Regions from separate parts of the Mus musculus genome. Here region 1 is linked to region 2. A link is a loop called in an ENCODE intact Hi-C map of the cell type or tissue named here. Cell type or tissue: gastrocnemius. All regions are shown on one strand.

The links. Peaks named below come from ENCODE experiments on the same cell type or tissue, not always from the same donor. Only the 100,000 strongest peaks of a DNase experiment are listed, where the experiment ranks them.
Region 1: it touches region 2 in a loop (8-fold over the local background); 32 of 42 quality-filtered maps call a loop at or near these places.

The regions. Positions count from the first base shown.
Region 1 is chr9:31,944,043-31,952,042 of GRCm38, reverse strand. It overlaps the pseudogene Tpi-rs4. Among named protein-coding and RNA genes, the nearest start is that of Barx2, 35 kb to the right of the region's middle. In gastrocnemius, no CTCF peak of the experiment used is centred here; DNase peaks (open chromatin) are centred at 3,539 and 4,780.
Region 2 is chr9:32,155,222-32,163,221 of GRCm38, reverse strand. The region is part of intron 5 of Arhgap32 (Rho GTPase activating protein 32); the gene reads right to left. Among named protein-coding and RNA genes, the nearest start is that of Arhgap32, 130 kb to the right of the region's middle. In gastrocnemius, a CTCF peak has its summit at 3,959 (motif pointing right); a DNase peak (open chromatin) is centred at 3,958.

The DNA of each region.
Region 1 (8,000 bases), 210 kb after region 2:
TCCTGATTCTAGTGGAAATGCTTTGAGTTTCTTCTATTTAGGTTGATGTTGGCTATGATCTTATTGTAAATTGAGTGTTTATTAGAGTGTGCCCTTGTATCCCAAATCTCTCCAGGACTTTTATTATGAAGTCTGCTGGATTTTGTCAAAGGCCTTTTCTGAATCTAATGAGATAATCATGTGATTATTTTTCTCTCTGCTTATATGGTTATTCATGTTTATTCACACACACACACACACACACACACACACACACACACACACACACACATATATATATAACCATTCTTGCATCTTTGGGATAAAGTTAATTTGATGATGGCAGATAATCTTTTTGATGTGTTTTTTGGATTTTATTTTCAAGTATTTTATTGGGAATATTTATATCTATACTTATTATTATATATTGTATCTATGATTATATATAGAACAATAAGGGATATTGTTCTATAATTTCCTTTTAGGGAGAAGGTCTTAGCGTGATTTTGGTGTCAGGGTAATAGTGGTCTCATAAAAAGACTAGGAAATGGTTTTTTGTGGAATAATTTGAAGAATATTGATGTTAATTTGAAGGTCTAATAGAATTCTGCACTAACTACATCTGGCCCTGGGCTTTTTTTTTTTTTTCTTTTGGTTGAAAGAGTTTTAATTACTGTTTCTATTTCACTGATGGCTATAGGTCTGTTTAAATTTCTTATTTCAGTTTAATCCAACTTTAGTGGTTTTATATATATAAATATATATGTATACATGTGTATATATATATATATATATATATATATATATATATATATGAAATTCATTCATTTTTCAAAAATTTTTCTAATTTGGTAAAATACAGAATTTTAAAGTATGTTTTCCTGATCCTCTGAATTTCTCAGCATTGATTGTAATGTCCCTCTTTTCATTTCTGATATATTAAGTTAGATCATCTCTCTCTGTTTCTCATTTCAGAAAATGGGACTTAGTTTTCAGTTTGCTTCTGTAAGAATCCAGGGCATTGAAGCTACCTAGCAGCCTTTCAGAACTCCTTTAAAGAACCACGGGTGGTTGGAATAAGAAATGTCCCTGTCTTAGTTAGGCTTTTATTGCTGTGAAGAGACATCATGACCAAGGCAACTCTTATAAAGACAAACATTTAATTGGAGCTGGCTTACACTTTCAGAGGTTTAGTCCATTATCAACATGATGGAAAACACAGCAGCGTGCTGCAGAGTTCTGCATCTATCAGAAGGCCAGCAGGAAGAGACTGGCTTTTCTGGCAGCCAGGAGGAAGCTCTCTCTTTTGCACTGGGAGGAGCTTGAGCACTAGGAGCTCTCAAAGCCCACCTCCTCAGTGACGCACTTCCTTCAACAAGGCCACGCCTCCTCATAGTGCCACTCCCCATGGGCCAAGCATAGTCAAACTACCACAGTCCCCCATAGGTTCACAGGTTCAAATATTGAGTGCATGGAGCACTGCTTGGGGAGAATGTGGAACCTTTCGGGGGTACAACCTGACTGGGGGTGAGTTTTAGAGTTCATACACATTCCACGTTCCGTTCATTCTCTCTGTTCCTTTACATAGATGGAAATGTGCTTTCTCAGTGCCGGCTCTTACAGTCACATCTGATGTTAGCTCTTTGCTTCTGTGCTCCCCTACACAACGGACTCTTATCTTTCTCAACTACAAGCCAAAATATACCTTTTCTTTCATAAATAACTTTAGATTGTGCTATTTTATCACAGCAACTAAAGTACCTACAACAATAGCCTAGCTAAGTTGATTCATAAAACTAGCCATCAGCGGTTGTCTGAAGTCAATATGCTACCCCTGTACATCTATTTAAATCAATAAAATATAACAAACATTAAAAAGACATATGTTCCCTTAATATGATACATTTCTCCTTCACACAACCAAAATGCACTAGAGATCAAAATCTTCACAATGTGTTTACTCCTCTTAATATCCTTGAACACAGATACTGTCACCTTAAGTCATTTATTACTTATGCATCTTGCATTATATTGTCGGAGAAGGTACATGGGAACAAAATGAAAGTAGCCAGGTGCCGGGCGTGGTGGCGCACGCCTTTAATCCCAGCACTCGGGAGGCAGAGGCAGGCAGATTTCTGAGTTCGAGGCCAGCCTGGTCTACAGGGTGAGTTCCAGGACAGCCAGGGCTATACAGAGAAACCCTGTCTCGAACCCCCCCCCCCCCCAAAAAAAAAGAAAGTAGCCAGGAAAGGCGATTTTTCGCTTTGTAGTAGGTGCACAGCAACCTGAACTGGACAAGAAGACTAAGTGGGGCAGGAAGTTCACTTGGCTTTTTATCCTAATGCAGCGATTTTATTTGCTTTACATCCTGATTGCAGCCCTCTTCCCTCTTCTCCTTCCAGTCCCCGTCCCCCCCCCCCCCACCTTTTTAATGCCCAGGTGTTTATTTCCCTTACCTGTAGGATGGTTCACAAACACAATACACGGCTTCGGCACTGTGGGGGAGGGGACCATCCCAGGCCTCTTAGAGTAAGAGGGTCTCGGCCTTCATGTATACTGAATTCAGACCCAGAGGCTCTGAATTTCTGCATCAGACATCCAGTAGGGTTTGAGAGTGAAGCTAGAGAGCCAAGGCTATGTAAGTGACAGGCCAAAGTGACACGAAGCCCACTTCCTGTGCTCCAGCCATGAGTTTCCATCCCAAACCAATGGATGGCGATTTCACTTGTTAGGGCCCAAAGTACAGTCAGTTCTCCTCCTTCCCTTCTCAAGAAGTCACTTTGTGACATACTTGACTCCACCCATTGTAAGTGGTAAAGGAACTGGCCTGGTTTCAACCGTTATGGGGAGTGTAAATGGCTCAGGAGGGTACAGTGTGGGTTAAGCCACAAGACGGGACAGATGATGTCATCAGAAGCATGTGACTGGTGGGAGCAGTTACTAAACTTCTGGGCAACCTTGTCCGTGCTGTGCAGGCAGGGAGAGGGTTGGACAGTGCTCATTGTTTGGCATTGATGGTGTCCACAAAAAGGCTAGAGAGATGCGAGGAAGTCATCCACGTCAGGCTGGCTTGCTCCAGTCACAGACCCTCCATCAACGATCGGGGTGCACTGAGCCACCCCATCATCCCCAGAGCTTCTCATGTACTTCCCGGGCCTGTTGAGGGGTCGCAGTCCCAATGGCCCACACAGGATCATAGGCAGGACCACCTTGCTCCAGTTCTTCACGTTATCTGCGATGACCTTGGTTTGCTCGAAAGCAGCCTTCTCAGTGATGTCATCTTCCCTTTCGCCTAGCTTCTCCCGATGCAGGCGATCACCGCGAGTCCCTCTGCTAGGGCATGGTTCACTTTGTGCCCAATCAACTCATCTGATTCTCCAAAGACGTGTCTTCTTTTCCGAGTGCCCCAGCACGACCCAGGTGGCTCCTAACTCTGATAATGCCAGGGCTGATTTCCCCAGGGAAGGCCCCACTGTTCACATTGTAGCAGTTTTGTGTAGCCACAGAGCTTTTGGGATCCAACTTCTGACTGGCGAAGTCGATGTAAGTGGTTGGCCGTGCACAAACTACTTCGGTGTCTGCCAGCAGGTTGGCTGCGTCCGGGGTGCAAATGAGTTCTTCCAGGCACTGCTTCCTCCCGTTCATCTTCCAGTTGCCCCCAACGAAGAACTTCCTGGAAGGCGCCATTGTACTAATCTCAAGTCTCTGAAGGTCAGTACCTCCAGTCCCACCCTTACAAATCTCTCCCCCATTACCCTCTCCCTTCTCCTCAAAGAAGAGGCCCACTTTGGGTACCACTGCCCTGGGGCATCCAGACCCAGAAGGACTTAAGTACACCCTCTCCCACTGAGGCCCAACCAGGCAGTCCAGTTAGGGGAAAGGGATCCAACGGCAGGCAACAGAGTCAGAGACAGCCCCTCACTCTCCACTCCAGTTGTTAGTGGACCAACATGAAGACCAAGCTGCACATCTGCTCCAAATGTGTAGGGGGCCCAGATCCAGCCTCTGTGTACTCTTTGGTTGGTGGGTCAGTCTCTGTGAGCCCATGTGGGTTCAGGTTAGTTGATTCTGTAACAGTGTCAAGACAGTATGATTGATAAAATAAACTTTTTATCAAATGCTACTTGGACACCTGGTGTCCACAGGAAGGAGGACCCTCTCCTCATACCATGTGGGAACATTTAAGAGATTTTGTGTTTGGCAAAGCCTTGCTAAACTCCACACTAAAGGCATAATTCACAAAAGAAAACTAAAAGAATAAAAAGACCCCAACAAGATGTAGACATCTGTGCTTCAAAAAACTTTTAACAAGTGAAAAAACAGAACAAAACAAAACAAAAAACAAACAAACCCAAACAACACAACCCACAAAATGTGAGAAAACATTTATAAAAGGTGTCTAGTAAGAAACTGGGGTTGGGCTTAGAATTATGGATCGGTGGTTAAGCACGCACTTGCTGCTTTTCCAGAGAACCTGGGTTCCTCTCTAGCACCAATAAGTCAGTTCACAAGCACCTTAATTCCAGTCCCAGGGGACCCAACACCAGGGAATCCAACACCCTGTTCTGCCCTCTGGGTGGGCCCTGCATGCATGTGGCCCAGATACACTTGCACCTGCACGCACAAACTAGTAAAGTAAGTTTTAAAAAGAGAAGAAAAAGAAACTGTGGTTGGACATACTCTGTGAAGTGACACGGGATGACAGCTGACCTGTTGACTCATGAACCTGTCTTTGACAGCATAGCCTGGGCAAGCCGAGAACACGGGACTGAGGAACTGTGGTGACAGACGGTGGATTCTTCACACATGAACTGGTTTAATCCCAAACTTGGGGGAACTCCAGAAGTGGACGCCAAGAAACACAATGAAAGGCGAGTATTCAAGCTCTAAACGTGACCAACAGAGGGGCGTGGAACATCAGAACCCGACTTAGAAACCCAACACCCACTCTTATGTGGGTTCCAGGCTTAGCAAGCTCTTTTACCCAATTAGCCATCATACCTGCCCATTATATTTTTCAAAATCTGTATTACTTTATTTAAAAATTATATTCCTCTTCATGGTTTTGCATTGGTCTTTATGTTGTTCATTAAGGCTTATGCTTATTCTGTATGTTTCTTTATCCGTTCTATCACCTTCTCTCCCCACACAGCATCTGTGTACTTTTCCCTTATCTTCACCTAATTTTCTCTCTCTCTCTCTCTCTCTCTCTCTCTCTCTCTCTCTCTCTCTCTCTGTCTTTGCCATCCCTCCCCCTTTTTGCTCTTTAAATTTTTTGTGGCTTAAATTGCATTTTTTTGTTTTTCATTTTGTTTTGCTTTGTTTTTGTTGTTGTCGTTTTGGGACAGGAGTTTCTCCGTGTATCCCTGGCTGTCCTGGAACTCACTATGTAGACCAGGTTGGCCTCTCTATACCTCAGAGGTCTGCCTGCCTCTGCCTCTGGAGTGCTGGGATTAAAGGCAGGAGCCACCACTGCCTGGCTGGCTTTAATCATCTTTAAATTCGAGTGTCTTAACTCGATCCCAGTTTCCTATCTCCATCTACTTTTCCTCCTGGATTTTTTTTCTTCTCAGTTGGTCTAATAGTAACTCCTGACCTGGATGTGGGAGTGTATGTCTGTAATTCTAGCACTTAGGAGGCAGAGAAAAGGGGGAATCCTAAGTTCAAGATGAGGTATCAAATGTGTTTGAAGAGAGCCTGGGCTGAGATACTGGGGCAGGTGTGGAGGTGGGGGAGGGGAGGGTACTGGGGGACTGTGCTCAGTCTGCCTCCCTGCCTTTCCTAGTCTTGGACACTAATGTCCTCAGCACATGCAGTGCTGTCCTTGTCACTTTATTCAGAGTCACGACTGTGGCTGCATTTGCAGCTGACACTCGAATCTCAGAGAGGACCTGGGGTTCTCACATGCCGGAGGGTTTAACAGCAGAACACATTCTCCTTCCCTCAGGGTGACAGAACACCTCAACCTAGTTTCATCTGAGCTTCATAAGTACTTCAATTGGATCAGGGTATATTGTCTAAAAACATTATTTTGAACCAAAACAGCAAAACGAAAATACTGAACGAACACAGCTGAAATACATAAAACCCAGCTACTGAGGCTACACCAGATGAAAAAGTCCCCATGTAGAAATACAAGAAACACGAGAAAAACCAAGGCAGCTGATCCCTCTGAATAGTGCTAATTCCTTGATACGAGATTCTAAAGAGAATGATTAAATCCCAAAGAATTCAAGAGAATAATTCTAAGAATGTGTAATGGAATCAAAGGGGATTCAAAAAGTTCCTAAACAAATTAAAAGAGAATGCAAATAATGAGCTGCATGAAGTTAGGGAGTCAATACAGGATATAAAACATAAATTTAATAAAGAGAAAGAAATAAAGTGTCCATTAACTCAATAACAAATCAGTATAAGGTTCCACCAATAGACTAGATCAAAGGCAGAATATCCGTGGTGGAAGACAAGATGGGTAAATTATTACATTCCGACACTAGCAAGAATATTCGGATAGAGAATGAACAGAGCATATGTCTTAGTTAGGATTACCACTGCTGTGACGGGACACCATGACCAACACAACATGCCTAGGAAAGAGCTTTAGGCCTATGGTTCCTCATCACTGGTTGTCAGCCAAGGAAGTCAGGGCAGGAACTCAAACAACACAGGGCCCTGGAGGCGATGCAGAAGCCCTGGAGGATGCTGTTTACTGGCTTGCTCCCCGTGGTTTGCTCCCCCTACTTTCCTGTAGAAGAACCCAGGACCACCAGCCCAGGGATGACCCAATGGGCTGGGTCCTCCCCCATCAATCACTAATTAAGAAAATGCCCTCCAGGCTTGCCTAAAGATAAATCTTATAAAGGCATTTTCTTTATTGAGGTTCCCTCTTCCCAGATGATGTTACCTTGTGTCAAGCTGACATCGAACTAGCCATCTCAGCATATGAGCTTTACAGGACACCATTAAAGAAAAAAATTATGAATCATGGGGCTAGAAAATGAACTTTCGGATAAAGGCATTTTATACCATAATAGCAGCAGCAACAGCAGCAGCAGCAACAACAACAACAATAGCAAAAACAACAACAAAAACAAACCACCCTCTCAAATCTAGATACAGAAATGCCTTACCAACTCAGGGAGCATTTAGAACACTAAGCAGACAGGACACAGAAAGAGCCTTTCCTATATCATGTAGTAACCGTGCTAAGTATAAAGAACAAAAGAAAAATCCTGAGAGCTGTAAGAACGACTCATCCAGTTCTATATAAACGTAAACCTATCAGAATTCCAGCAGAATTCTCATCTAAAAGCTCAGAAAGAATGGGACAATTTAAGCCAAGTTCTGAGAGTCAATTACTGCCCACCCAGGTTACTATATCCTGAAGAATTATTTGTCATAGTTTATGGAGGAACAAAAATTGTCCAGAATAAACATAAGCTAGATAAACCAAAGAAATGCATGGCCACCAACACTGCAGAAGATACCTGAAGGGATTTTATGCCCTTCAGAGAAAGAGGAACACATCTATAAGGACAGAGGAAAGATAAAGCTGTTAAGATGGCAGTTAGTAAACGACGGTTAGGAAAACAGTGAACACTATGAAATATAAATATGGCCGAAATTAATAAATATTTTTCAGTAACAACTAAATGCTAGAGGTTTCAATTCCTCAACCATAAGACAGACTATCAGGTTGAACAAACAAACAAACAAACAAAAACAAGATCTAGCTATTCCTGTAAATCCAAGTACTTAAGAGGCAGGAGGATGCTGTCTTTATTACTTTTCTATTGCTGTGATAAAACACCATGACCAAGGCAACGTATAAAAGAACGTGTTTAATTAGTCTCACAGTCTCAGAGGCATAGAGTCCATGATGGCTCAGCAAAGGTATTGTGTCAAGAGCAGCTGAAAGCTCATATCTTGATCCCTAAGCAGCCCCTCATGCACACCTCTTCCAAGAAGTCCACTCCTAATCCTCCCCAAACTGTTCTTCCAACAGGGCTCTGACTATTCAA
Region 2 (8,000 bases):
AAATCAGACCTGGTACTGGAAATGGTGCTAGTGAGGTCACAGGTCCTGGAGGAGGACCTCCAGCCTCCCCTTTACTAGACAGCACAATTCCTCACTGTGTTCTAAGTATCTTCCTTATGCCCGTAGATGAGTGACTGGAACCCACAGTGATGGCAGCTTTAGCACAATGACTTATCTCTATGCATGCAGCGCTGTAGGCCCAAGTAAGGAGTTAAAGTGTCTTCTAAACACATGCTTTACTTCCCTAGCAGCTACTTTATCTTTTCCTCCTCCTCTCTGGGTGAGCTCTACTTTTATCTTTCAATATTCACATGCCTTCCAGTCTCCAATAAAGATAAGCCCTATACATCTCTGGGTGCTTCAGGAGACCACCTGAGACATCTAAATATCTATACATTTATACATTTCTTTCTCATGTGCTTATTGCTCCACTGCTTTCCTTCCCAGAGGAAAGATTCCTTCCTTCCTTCCTTCCTTCCTTCCTTCCTTCCTCCCTCCCTCCCTCCCTCCCTCCCTCCCTCCCTCCCTCCCTCCTTCTTTCTCTTTCTTTGACAGAGATACCCTCGAGGTATCCATACAAGGTATTAAAGAAAGCTATCTGGAAGTGAACTATGCTTTTTAAGACATCCTACAATCAGGTCTGAATAATTCATGTGTTTTTGGAAATACCTAAACCACACTATGAAATAATGAGATAATTTTATCCAGAAAAAGGTAACAAAACTCAGTAATTTAAATAATTTTCACTCCTTTTAAATTAAAAAAAAAACTGCAATATATCAGTCCTTATTAGAAACAGCACAACTTTCAAAGCTCATGTTTCTAAATTCATTCCAAATCTATCTTCAGAATGATGTTTCCTGTGTTCGCTTTACTTTTTTGTCACCATGGAAACCAACCATCATTAGTGTTGTGAAAATTTTTAAAAATACAACTCTATTCAGCAGCCTCAAGTGTTCAGAAAGTCCTTTCTCAACAGGAAGCGTGGAAAGCAACAGCATAAAGCAGAGGGAAACACAGCATCTCACCACAGCAAGTCATTCCTCAAAGCCTAATCAAGAGCACACCGAGTCCTCCTCTCATTCATCTCTTACAGTTGGATATGGTGGCAGAATCTGTGTTGTTCAGACTGCAAACAAGCCTCCTTTCATGGAAGCAGCCCACAGGAGATGCAGAGATGTGAGAACAAGTTCTGATATGTACTATTAAATGATCCACCCACATAATACTTCAACCCCTAATACCTAACACTAAAAATAATAACTCAAGTACTTAGTTTAGAGCACTGGTTTAAAAAAACACACCTATGGGATCATATTTCGTTAACAAGCAGATAAGCGGTAATTCTGTGTATGGGTCAAGTATCAGTAACACAGTAATTTATTACTGAAAGCCTGGAGATGTGCATGCACTTCAGTGCACCTACCTAGAAAATGTCAGCAGATCACTGTCTCCTCAGACAGGTATAGATGAAGCTACTAATGCATTCATGTCTAAACACTACAAACACACTCAGATCAGTATGATGATGTAAAAACAAACAAACATATGACAACAACAATCACTCAAAGGCCACTGTGACTCACATCAGAGCACATACATGTTAGGAAGCAATGCCTTGTAAGAACTTCCACATCTTTGGGTTCTCTGGGCTTTCTGAACAAAGAGCACTGGCACCTGGTCAAAGGAAGACTGGGTAGTGAAACTGTCCTGAGACAGAGCCTTGCCTCCCACCCTGAGCCATGCGCTCACATTCCAGGATGTCTGCAAATAGAGCTCTTCCTTTCTTTTTCCTCAGAGAAGGTGCAATGATTCTAGAGTTAACAAGCAAGCACACACGTGCTCTGTCTGTCTATCTCTCTGTCACTCTCTTATTATCTCTCTCAATATGTCTGTCTGTCTGTCTGTCTCCCTCCCTCCACCACAGCAAAGGGAATGTTGGGTAGGAGTATACGTATCCTAAACTAACTCCAAGTTTCACAAGTGCAAGTATCTCTCTTGTGCTACAAAATCCCAAACACAAGGTATGTTTGTTTCTCCTATCCCACCACCCAAGGCAGCAGCGTGAGTCACCCTGTGGGTAGAAACAGCCTGGTCTGTGATGCTGTTTTGAGTGCAGGCTTGAGTGCAGGCTTGAGTCTGTAACTGTGGTAAGCCAACATAGTAGCTTATAGAGTAATATCTTGCACCTTCCACAGCCTCAGAATCAACAATACTGTGTCTCAAGCATATTTAGCTAATTTGGTAAGTTTCATGATGAATTATGACTCCAGAATATATATTTTTCATAATCCAAAGGCTTTTTATACCAATAGGATAAACTCATACCCAGCTAGAAATCCACATCTTGGACGACGGTGGCACTGAGAACTCAGTATGAGTTCATTTCAATTATCCAACAAGGATTTTTTTTCTCTCAGACATAATATCACTACAGAATATACTTAAGACTATAAGATTACAGCTGCATTTCCCGTTTGTCTTAGTTTAGGGATAGGAACAGTCCCTGGAGAAAGCACACTGTTAAGTTAGTCTTACCACCTCGGTCCTGACATCATCACCCTCAGGCATCAAAGCAAGTGAGACTTCACCAGACTTATGCCTCAGCACTGGTGCCTCTCCAGACAGGGATGGCAGTGCATGCCTATAGTGGAAGGTCATGCAGTAAGGCCAGCCAGGACAGCACGGATCTAGGCAAGCCTGGACAGCACTGTAAGACTCTGTCTCAGAAACCACATTACAAAATAGAATTGCTGGCCGCTGAGATGGCTAAGCAGGTAAAGACGCTTGCTACCAAATCTGGATTCAATCTCCGGGAACCATATGGGCAAAGAGGGAACCAACTCCCCCAAGGTGTCCTCTGCTGTCCCTCATGTGCCAGGGCATATGCATGGTACACATCCATTCACACACAGAAGGAAGGGAGGGAGGGAGGGAGGGAGGGAGGGAGGGAGGGAGGGAGGGAGGGAGGGAGGGAGGAAGAAGAACTTCTATCTAAAATGTTTCAGAGAGTGCTAGGTAATCTAGTTTATTATTTGACTCTCGCCTCACTGACTCCTCACACGATTCTACACATAACTGGGATAGATGTTTTCATTTTTCTTGAACAAATGAGAAAACTGAGGACCAGGGATGTTACAGAATTTACTTCAGATAACCGAGGCAACAATGTTGCCCATGTAGTTTTAGTTTTCAACTAGGGCATTTGAAAACTATGGCCGACTCTTTTGTTAAGGTGTAAGTTGCACTTGATTGCTGCTTTCTAGTTATAAAGGACCCTTCAGAATGACTGTAGCATAGAATTAAGTTCTTAAGCAACACTTACCTCAAATTCCTTTACTGAAAGTGTTGTGGAGAACCAGTGAGACCATGTGCAAACAGGTCAAATAAAGTATTCAGATTACCTTCTTTTAAATGAAAGTCCAGGGCTATAGATGCAGCTCAACGTTAAGAGAGGCCCTGCATTTCATTCCCTCCAGAAGGAATGAAGGGGAGTCCAGAGCCAGTGTGTTAGTCTAAAACATTTTACTCTGCATTTTGTAGAAAGAGTCCAATGGAGGAGGAGGAGCAGGAGGAAGAGGTGGTCAGCCCAGACTACACTATAAGTTCTAGACCTACCTAGGCTCCAGAATAAAATCTTGTCTCAAAATAAATACAAGTCCAGGCTTAAAAAAAAAAAAAAAAAAAAAAAAAAAAAAAACCAAAGTGTACTAGTGTACTATTAGTCCTCAGTGTTCTTAGATCACACCCCTGCCTCTCTAGTGAGGAGAGTCCCAGCTGAACTGCTTAGTTGCCTGCACAGGGCTCCTCCCAGAAAGCTCAGGACACAGGTGTTAAAACTTACACTTTCCCATGCCATGTTTCTGACTACATCTGACCTGTACCTTGCATTGTTACTCAACAGCATACCTAAACCTTGGGTAAAAAGACAGGTAGAGTCCATTCACTATGCTGACACTAGGTGGCGGTGTGACATCGAGCACAGAGGAAGGGAGGCCAGCTTCAGGTTGATAAGGTACCATCCATTGCTTCTATAAATGCAACAGGAGACTTTTTCCCTTCTCCCCAAAACTATTTTCTGACATCTAGATAAATCATTATTTTTGTTCATGAGACACTACAATTTGGGAAAATGCAATAAAAGTTGCTGGGAGCAGCATAGTACACACTTGTGTTGCCCGAGGGTTCTGGGCTGTGATATACAATGCTCAGCCAGTGTTGGCACTAAATTCAGCACTAATTTGGTGACCTCCCAGGATTAAGGAGCCACCAGATTGCCTAAAAGAGATAGCAATTATCTTTCCTTTTCATATTTTAGTTTCTCCTAAACAAAATACACTAGTGCATCAACAATCATAGTTTGTAGCCACCAAAGTACTAGTCAAAGAAAAATACAAAAAACTGAATGTGCATATTAACACTCAGTGGGTGGAACACAACTTTGGGTAAATACCCAACAATACACCCAGACACTGACTGGATGGAAGCACAAGCATTGTTAACAATTCCTATGAAGCTTTACTTCTTTCAAGAAAAGATATATGACATCACCAGCATAATATTAATGGAAAATATAGAGGAAAAAGTGGTTTATGGCCAAGAGTTTTTGTTAGGTAAGTACTAGTAAGTATGTTTTCCTCAACTCTTGTCCAGAAAAAGCAGAAAATAAAAAATAAACTTACCAATCAAAAAATAAATAAGTAATATATTTTAAAACTAATGTTTTGAAAAATAACAAATTAAGAAAACTAAAAACTGGCTCTCTGGTTAGACCTAATTTTTAAGAGTATTTCACAAATTTAAAAAGGCAAGACAGGTGCTTTCCTTAATATAAAACATAAAAGCTAACATTTTAAAAAGACAAAAACAAATCAGAGCAATCTTAAATGTTAACTTGAAATAATAATTATAAGATTAAAGCCTTTATTGGGAAGGTTTCAACAGAAAAACTTAAGAACCCTTCAAACAACGCACAGCTCTAATTACTGCCAACTACTCCAGGATACTTACTAAAAAGAAGCAAGAATAAAAAAAAAAAAAACAGCTTAGGCAATCAATGAAATATTAGCGGAGTGATAAAAGAACTCTGTTTTTAAAACACGTGTAACATAACAGAGCATGTTGCAGGACTGTAAAGACGTCAGAACAATCTATTTCTAAAACAGAAGAAACTCTGCACTTTTACTAATTTTGTAAAATGGCTATTCGCACTGGGTGGAAGCAGACTAAAACAACACAACGTGGCATAGCCTTCCCGCCTGCCTTCTGCTATCATGGCCCTTTTCCCTGCATCCTGCCACATCTCAGCTCTTTAAATCAGATCTCACAGCTCACAGACAGTTGCACATCTCAGCTCTTTAAATCAGATCTCACAGTTCATAGACAGTTTCTTAGCAAAAGAAACACTTGCCATTACCCAGTACCAAGGGTGCATCAAGGAATCCCATGTGAAGATAAAGAATGCAAAGCCAAGATTAAGTAACAACCTGGCCAGTGGTCAGGAAAGCATATATAGCACATGGTTCACAGGAGCGCTCTCTCTCTCTCTCTCTCTCTCTCTCTCTCTCTCTCTCTCTCTCTCTCTCTCTCTCTCTCACACACACACACACACACACACACACACACACACACACACAGGATTGAGAACCATTTTATCAGGTATAAAGTAAGAAAGAAGCAAGGGAATGCTCTCAGGGGTGCCGTACAGATGGCCTGGTTTCAGATGCTGGCTCTATTTTAGCTTCAGTCCCACGGGTCCTCAGTCACCTTTCTAAAAGTATCCACCTTTCTAAGCTGGAACAGAACACAGTGTAGAAGAGCCTTGGAAGACACTAACCAAGCTTAATAATTTCCAAATGGATGACCTGTGCATCAACATAACACTGGAGAATCCATCATCAATTCATCTTGCCCCATGAATCCAAAAATGTTAATCTTTACTAAACAATAAAAATAGAGATACACATGTATCTATTTCCAGACTACAGTTTGTTGGTTTGTCTAGTCCTGTGCCCGACCACAGTTAAGACAGGGAAAAAACAAGAATGATAATAAAAAGAAAATAAAGTATTCTAAGATATAGTGCATAGACAGAGAGAGACAAGCTGTGAAGCAGGTCATTCATTAGCTAAAGAAAAATAATGAATCACTGTAGTTTACCAGTCCTGTATACAAAACACAAAAAGATTAACAATGCCTGCTGTTATGGATGTTGGGCAGGACAGTCCACTGCCCCCATTACAAATGGGCATAGATTAACACACACACTCACCCCGCTCTTGCGTGTGGTTTAGCATTCTGCAGTTTCAGGCACCCATGCCTTCCAAAGTGCAAAGTCACTAACTGGAAAGTTACACACATAAGCAGCTCGAGCTCTCAGCTCTGTGTAGTCTTGACAAGAGCGATACACAGCATGCTGTCCTGCCCTCCATCCATTGTGAACCATACTCAACACTGTGTAGCCACTTGCTGTTCAGTCATCTTCCCATTATCAGATTAATTGCCATGGTACTGTAGGACTCATACTTAAATAATCTTTACTTCATGCAATAATGGCTCAAAAACATAATGTAGATACTAGCAATTTTATTAAATATATCCCGGCAATTATTTATTTTATTATCATTTATTGTTGACATTTTACTATTGTTATCTTCTTACTACACCTCATTTTTAAATTAAACTTTTCACTAGGCAGTAGTAGTGCACACCTTTAATCCTATGGAGGTAGACATAGGCAGATCTTTGTGAATTACAGAGTGAATTTGAGGACAGCCAGACTATACAGAGAAACCCTGTCTCAAATAATAATAATAATTAATTAATTAAGCAAGCTTTTTTTCCTAGGAAAAGACAGTATATAACAGAAACCCATACTATTATAGGCAACCACTACAGGGTTCAAGATGCATCCCCTGCAGATTAGGGAGATCACTACACTAACAAAACAAAACAAAACAAAACAAAACAAAACAACACCACCCCTAAAAGAACCTTGAAAATAAATACCAATATTTTAAGCATATATATGCCATGATCCACAGTCAGATGAATAAAACAGAATTATCTATTAACAAGAAGGTAGCTAAATAAATTATAGTACAATTTTTTTAAGTGGGGCTGAGAGATGGTACGTAGATAAGAACACCTGCTGCTCTTACGAAGGACTGCTAGGTTACCAGCACCCATGAGGTGACACACATCTCTAACTCCAGATCCAGGGGATCCAACACCTCTGACCTTGGTGAACACAAGCCCACACACAGAGCATATAGATGCATGTAGACAAAACCCACATAAAACAAAAGTAAGTGCTTTATAAAAATAAGGTAAAATAGCATGTTGTAGTTATCTGAATGAGAATAGCCCCCATAGACTCAAACGTCCGACTACTTGTCCACCTGTTAGTTAGAGATGATTGTGTAAGTTTAAGAGCTATGGTCTTGATGGAGTTAGTAGGTAACTAGCTGCAGGCTTTTGAGGTTTCAAGTCAGCTGTTCGTGCTGCCATGTCTGCTGGAACCCTCTGAAACCACACCCCAGTTAAACACTCGCCTCTGTAAGCTGCCTTGATCACTGTGCCCTATCACAGCTGAAAAGTAACTGACGCACACGGAGCTATGAAAAGAGGGAGTTACACAAGTACAGGAATGGCCGAATTACCCCCAAACATTTCATAGCTTCAGGTACAAAAACATGTTTCAGGGCAGTGCAGACAGCAGAATACACTTGTTTTAAAAATGACACAGCTAGATGGCTAGCTGTTGAGATGGCTATATCTATAGATTTTACCATATATTCTATAAACATTTTAAAAATTCACATCAATATATATAGTGTTAACAGAAGGTGTTTAAACTTGCACTTGGACTTTTTATTACCCTTCTTACATGTGTACAAGTCAACTTTTCACATTGTGACAAAACACCTGAGGAATATAACTTAGAAGACCAGACTCTGGTTCACGGTTTCCTAATCTTTTAGTCTACTGTGGCAAGACAA